Linked DNA regions of Homo sapiens: region 2 is linked to region 1. The links are chromatin loops, found by intact Hi-C in ENCODE. Cell type or tissue: GM12878. All regions are shown on one strand. Links, peaks and the distances in the headings refer to the core of each region. The heading gives the core; the rest is flanking DNA.

Region 1 (2,910 bases), core at 168-2,667:
AAGAATCACTTGAACCCAGGAGGCAGAGATTGCAGTGAGCCGAGATCACGTCACTGCACTCTAGCCTGGGTGACAGAGCGAGACTCTGTCTCAAAGAAAAAAAAAAAAATTCATTTGTCAAGTCATGAAGACACATAGAGAAAGCTTAAATGCACATTATTAAGTGAAAGAAGCCCATCTGCAAAGGTTACAAACTATGTGATTTCAACTCTATGATGTTCTGAAAAGAGCGAAACTACGCGGACAGTAAAAAGATTCATGGTTTCCAGGGGTGGCGGGGAGGGAGGGATGAGCAGGCGGAGCACGGAGGGCGTTTCGGGAGTGGCAGCGCTCTGTAGCAGCGCTCTGTAGCAGCCACGGCGGGGAGATGCACTTGTCGCAATTCTCAGAGCCGCACCACGCAGAGTAACCCAGATGTAAATAGAGCCAATAATAATGCATCAATACTGCTTCATCAGTCGTAATCAATGCGCACATGGATGCAAGATGTTAATAGTAGGACAAACTGTGTACAAGGAGGCGGCATGTATGGGAAGTCTCTGTACTTTCTGCTCAACTTTTCTGTAAACCGAAAACTGCTCTAAAATAGTTGATCACTTTTAAAATACTTTAATTGCACACTATAAAATATATTGAATTTATAAAATTTATTAACTGAGTTTACCAAATAATTCAATTGAACATTGCAGCTAATCACATCCACTGGACTTAAATTTAGCTTTGTCCTGTGTCTGCCTGGTGATGTCGTGTTCCGCGTCTGGTTGATTGGCAGTTCTCTGGGTCACACCCTGGCGTTCTGCTGATGCTCCCAGGCCACATGTGTACAAATGTCTGGTCCGTAGAAACCAGAGCAGAGGTGGCCGCTGCCCGTCAGGAGCCAGTGCTTCTTCCCCTAGAGGGGCACTGCTGGGAGACGTCGCCCCAACTTCCTGCCCAGCACCCTGGGCACCCGGCGTGGTCACAGCAGGAGCGGAAATGATGTGAATTGTTGCAACCGGAGCCTGCGGACTCCTCCCTGCTGTCCTCTGTCTCTGGCCTGCTGGAAGCCATGGGTTTCGAGGGGCCGTAGTTCACTGCAGACCCTAGCCTCACCCAGATTTGACAGTTCTGGAACAGGAAATAAACTCGCTCTAGTTTTTAATAGCTGTGGTAAAATTACCACAAACTAAGCAGCATAAAACCATGCCATTTGTTACCTCATGGTTCCGTGAGTCAGAAGTCTGGGCCCACGTGGCTGCACTGAGTCCTCTGAAAAACCCTTGCAAGGCCGGAACCAAGAGCAGGCAGGTCAGGCTCTGGGTGGGGGAAGGGGTCCATGGGGAAGCTCTGCAGGGGGCTCCGAGGGCCCTGCCCCGGTTCAATCAGGGCGCTGGCTGAATTCAGTTCCTGAGGCCGAGGATGGAGGCCCATCTCCTCTCCGCTGGGGCCAGCCTGGGCTCCTGGAGGCTGCCTGGATGAATTCCTCCTCAAACCCGTGGACCGGGCTCCCCTCACCTCCAAACCTCTCTGATTTTAGTGGGAGAAAGTTCTCTGCTTTGAAGGGTTATTGGATTGGGCCAATAACCCTTCCAAGAATAGTCTGGGACATCCTCCCACTGCAGGGTCAGTAACCTTAACCACATCCTTAAAGCACCTTCAACGCTGAAAAGTAACATGTCTGGGTCCCGGGCTTAGGGTGTGGACCTCCCTGGGGACTCCTGGGCTCAATGCACATGCCCTGAGAGGAGCAGCTGCAGTGCAGGTTCATCTGTCAGAGCGTCTGCCGCTGCCTCAGTGCCTGCATTTCCCTTTCTTCAGCCTGATTTATAGCTCCTAGCCCCTTTCCCTCCCCAGCAGCAGTGCGGTTCCGTAGAGGGAAGACGGTGAAGCTGCCCAGAGACTTGAGTGCCTGATTCTCCCCGTCCCTTTGCACTTGGGAAATTTAGGGCAAGTGTGTGAAAGTCAGTGCCTGAAGTATCTGTCTGTGCAATGGGAGTGATTGTGACATTATCTGAGGCAGGTTTGGAAGAGGATCCTGGGCAGTGTGACTGCTGGTTCCTGTCTGCTCGGTGAATGCCGACCCTCACATGGTGCCCTCCCTCTGTCTCTGCTCTGGGCTGGTTCTGTACTCCCCACCCTGGCTCTGCTTCCCTGGCTAAAGCCCACCCTCTGCTTAACTTGTCTGCACTCTAGGTGCTTGCCGGGGCCCTCCCCCAACCCTAGCTGCCTCTTCAGACAGACAACTTCCAAGGCATCCTGTAAAATAAAGACCATGAAGGAAAGAAACCTGGCCCAAGGCAGTGAAGCTTTCTAATTCTCTTTCTCCTCTATTGGGAGATGAGATGAGAGGACGTTTGGGTGGGGAAGAAAGGGATAACCTGTGAGACATAGGCCATCTGTGACTCAGGAAACCGTGGAAACCCACCCTCCCTCTAGCTAAGGTACACAAAACCACTGGGAATGTACCCAATTATGACCCAGAGAAAGTGACGACGGGGACAGGGCCTGGGGAATGTGTAAGAGTTAAAGAAAGAAGAAAGGAAACATGAAAAGTGGCTTCACAGTCAAAGACAGGTTTATTTTGGAAAATAAACCTGAGAGGGGCTTCTGGCTGATTTCGGTCAGGAGCACTCTCTTACAGACTAAGGGTATTTAAGGGTTTAGGGAGGGGAGCTTATCGCAGGCTCGGAATGTTTCTGTGTGAGGGAAAGTTTATTGCAGGGTTGGAATGCCTCTGTTTGGAGACGAGGTTATCTCAGGGTTGGCATGTTTCTGGTCAGAGGGGGGGTTTATCTCAGGGTTGGAATGTTTCTGGTCATGCTGACATTAGCCATTAGGCTGATGTTTTGGGGCTGGATTTAGGTGGTTTTTAATCAAGGAGAACTTAAAATGGTGGCGTTTGTCCAAGATGGTGATGCTCCTGCTCTATCA
Region 2 (2,910 bases), core at 325-2,824, 240 kb after region 1:
CTCTCCCTGCCCCAAGACCAGTGCCGTCAGCTCAGCCACAGGGCACTGCCTCTCACTGTGCCTTCCCCTCTGGTGGAGTGTCCAGGTGGGTTGAGGTCCACCTGTGCCCTCACCTGCAGCCCCGGTCTCCAAAGCGTGAGCCGCTGGTCTGGCCTGAAAGTGTTGACAGTGCCTCCCTCTCACTCCCGAGTCCTTATTCCACCCTCGGACAGCTGTCTCTGTAAATAAATTTACCGAATCAGAGCACTGAAAACTCCTGACCTTATATTAAGTCTTCCAGGATTTATCAGAAAAGCATAAAGCTGTGAAATATCCTATGTGGCCTCATGGATTCCATATATTTTGAATCTTTCCTTTGATGTACCTTGACGTCCCCGTTCTATTCCTCTTGCCAACCTTGGCTTAAAAACTCGTGGAAGTTAAGAGCCAAGTCTGTTGCCAGGGATATGTCCATGGCTTTGATGGGGGATGTTGCCCATTGTTGGGCCTTTTGGTGGGGGCTTCCCTAACTCACAGCAGCTTTCAGATGCAGGCACCTCAAGCCTGCCACTCTGCCACTAGAGTAGGTACCTGGGGCTGCTTCTCCTCTGTATTCTCTTCAAATAACCTGAGATGGAAATAGCACATGCAATGGGTACATAGCTCTTCCTCAGCAGACCCATCAAGGAACAAATACAATCATCCAAAATGTGCTTCCTTCTCCCTGTTTCAGTCTAGGAGCTCTCCGAGTGTTCTAACTGGATTTAGATTAGACCACCTCCCTGTCAACATGTTCCCTGCCCTGGGGTTCACTTTAGGAGGCAATGGGGTGAATCTTACAATGGAAAGGACAAAACAAACAGTCAACACTAACAGCGTGGACTCTCCTGACTTCCACAACAGCAGCCCCATCTGAGCATCGTGAGTCTTAACTCTCAGCATGTGCATTTTATAAAGGCAGGATTTTTGTCCACTTTGTTCACTGCTATAGTCCCAGGGCCCAGGATAGTGTCTGGCCCACAGTAGGTATGAATAAACATTTATTCAATGTGAATAAGACTCTGTAATGAAAGAGAATCTAGAGAAGAATAAGTTCAAATTGCTCCCTGACCCCCAACCTCCCACTGCTTTTAGGAGTAAGCCCATTGTTACCCAAAAAGATTTAGTGACTTCTGTGAAATCGCAAGAAGCCAGCCTGGAACCTGACCCTGAGACACTGAGACCCTTTAATCTCCTCACAGCTGAGCGTGGGTGGGGTTAGGTCCTGCAGATCCTGACCAGCCACCTGTCCCACAAACCAAGCAGCAGACAAACACTATGGAACCGACGGGCAGGTGCACAGGCTGTGCTTTGACTGTAACGCTCCAGTGCAGAGGGCCCCTTTGGTCCGGGTTAATCAAGGCAGGTCTGAAGGAGCCCCCGCCCTCCTCCAGCCGGTGCCCCCACCATCCTGGGGACCTGACTCACATCAGTGCTCTGATCAGAGGTGAAGGGCGGGAGAGCTTCGAGCTCCCCCTGGAGGCGAGTGTTGCACAAACACACTAGATGGAGAGCAGTGGAGGTGTAACACCACCCTGTGAGAGCAGAGAGAGGAAGGAGAACCGAGCGGCGCAGGGCAGGCAGGAACATTTCGCTTTCATTGGGAAGTGTCCGTCTTCTCTACTTGCCGGTTTGCTCCGGGGTGTGTGCAATGCAAGCTCCTTTGGAAGCATGCCTTACAAGACATAGCACTGCTTCTTTCAGGACGGGGCTCTAATTTGTGGCTAGCCCTGGGCGGGCGTTAATCAATGTGGTCCTCGAGAATTACATCTTCTCCTGCTTCTGTGCCCTGGGTGCAGAGCCTGTGTTCTCAGCGGCAGGCAGCGGCTCCCTCTCTGTCAGCGCTGTGCTCACTCGCTCTCTGTTTCTCAGCCGAGCTATTTCCTTTCCTCTGCCTTTTTTTTTTTTTTTTTTCCCTCTTTCTGGAAGATGAGGACCTGCCATCATTTATCAAGGATTTGATTCTTCATCATGAAAAACCATGGTCCTGAGTCCAGCTTCTATTTGGTAGATAGAGACAGATCAGCTTCAACTCTAAATTTTATAAACCTCTTATAATAAAATCCCTCGGATGTGAATGTGCTGTCTCAATAATTAGATGAATACAGCCAACCACTGGTTACCAGCATGATGAAGGATCTGATCATATTATTTTCCGTGGCTGCGCTGGCCTGACAATCCCCCACCACATATCTGTCTGTGCTACTCTTTGTCAGCCTTACACGTAGCTGTCCATGTAAAAATACTTACAAAGTAACTGCTCAAACATGAAAATCACAAGGCAAGAGCTCATTAAACAAAGAAACGGCATGAGCTGTGCTGTGTAGTAGATTAGAACTTTAAATATTTCCTGCTAGCAGGTAAGTTATGAGGCCTTTAAATATGTATTATTATTCACATTTAATCATGCACCGAATGTTCCTGCTTAATTGCTAAATGTTTTCTCTTGTGCTTAAATTTCATGCCACAGATTATTAAAAATTGACTTTACAATATTTATTTTACTTATCTTCTCAAGCCAGACTGGGCATAGCTGATAGATTTGGTAAATTATTAATTTTTAAAGGCAATTTGTGCTACATTTTACACTCGGATGATGTCCAGAGAGACTCTGATTTCTAGTCCAAAACTTACAGAACTGAATCACTTTGATTCATCTTTTATCTAAAGACTCTTAAAACACATATGCAGAGATGTGAGAGCTAACGAATCCCTCCGATGTGATGTGAAAAGCTAACAAGCGCTTAGTTAACATTTAGATTCATGTGATGAAGGAGGAAAACTATCATTTCCAGTAGGTTATCTGAGCAATAACCTTGGACGATATAATTCATTCTGTTATATAACAAGAACTGCTTAGAGACATCATGAGACTTTAATAAAACCCACAAA

What was found. Hi-C counts contacts between places; a loop is a spot of excess contacts. Peaks named below come from ENCODE experiments on the same cell type or tissue, not always from the same donor. Only the 100,000 strongest peaks of a DNase experiment are listed, where the experiment ranks them.
Region 2: it touches region 1 in a loop (2.3-fold over the local background); 2 of 110 quality-filtered maps call a loop at or near these places.

The regions. Positions count from the first base shown.
Region 1 is chr10:1,660,820-1,663,729 of GRCh38, reverse strand. All of the region lies in intron 1 of ADARB2 (adenosine deaminase RNA specific B2 (inactive)), which reads left to right. Among named protein-coding and RNA genes, the nearest start is that of ADARB2, 75 kb to the left of the region's middle. RefSeq lists an enhancer at 584-1,083. In GM12878, for the core only: no CTCF peak of the experiment used is centred there; a DNase peak (open chromatin) is centred at 1,689; H3K27ac peaks cover 562 bases.
Region 2 is chr10:1,419,635-1,422,544 of GRCh38, reverse strand. The region is part of intron 1 of ADARB2 (adenosine deaminase RNA specific B2 (inactive)); the gene reads left to right. Among named protein-coding and RNA genes, the nearest start is that of ADARB2-AS1, 110 kb to the left of the region's middle. In GM12878, for the core only: a CTCF peak has its summit at 1,495 (motif pointing left); a DNase peak (open chromatin) is centred at 1,494; H3K4me3 peaks cover 258 bases.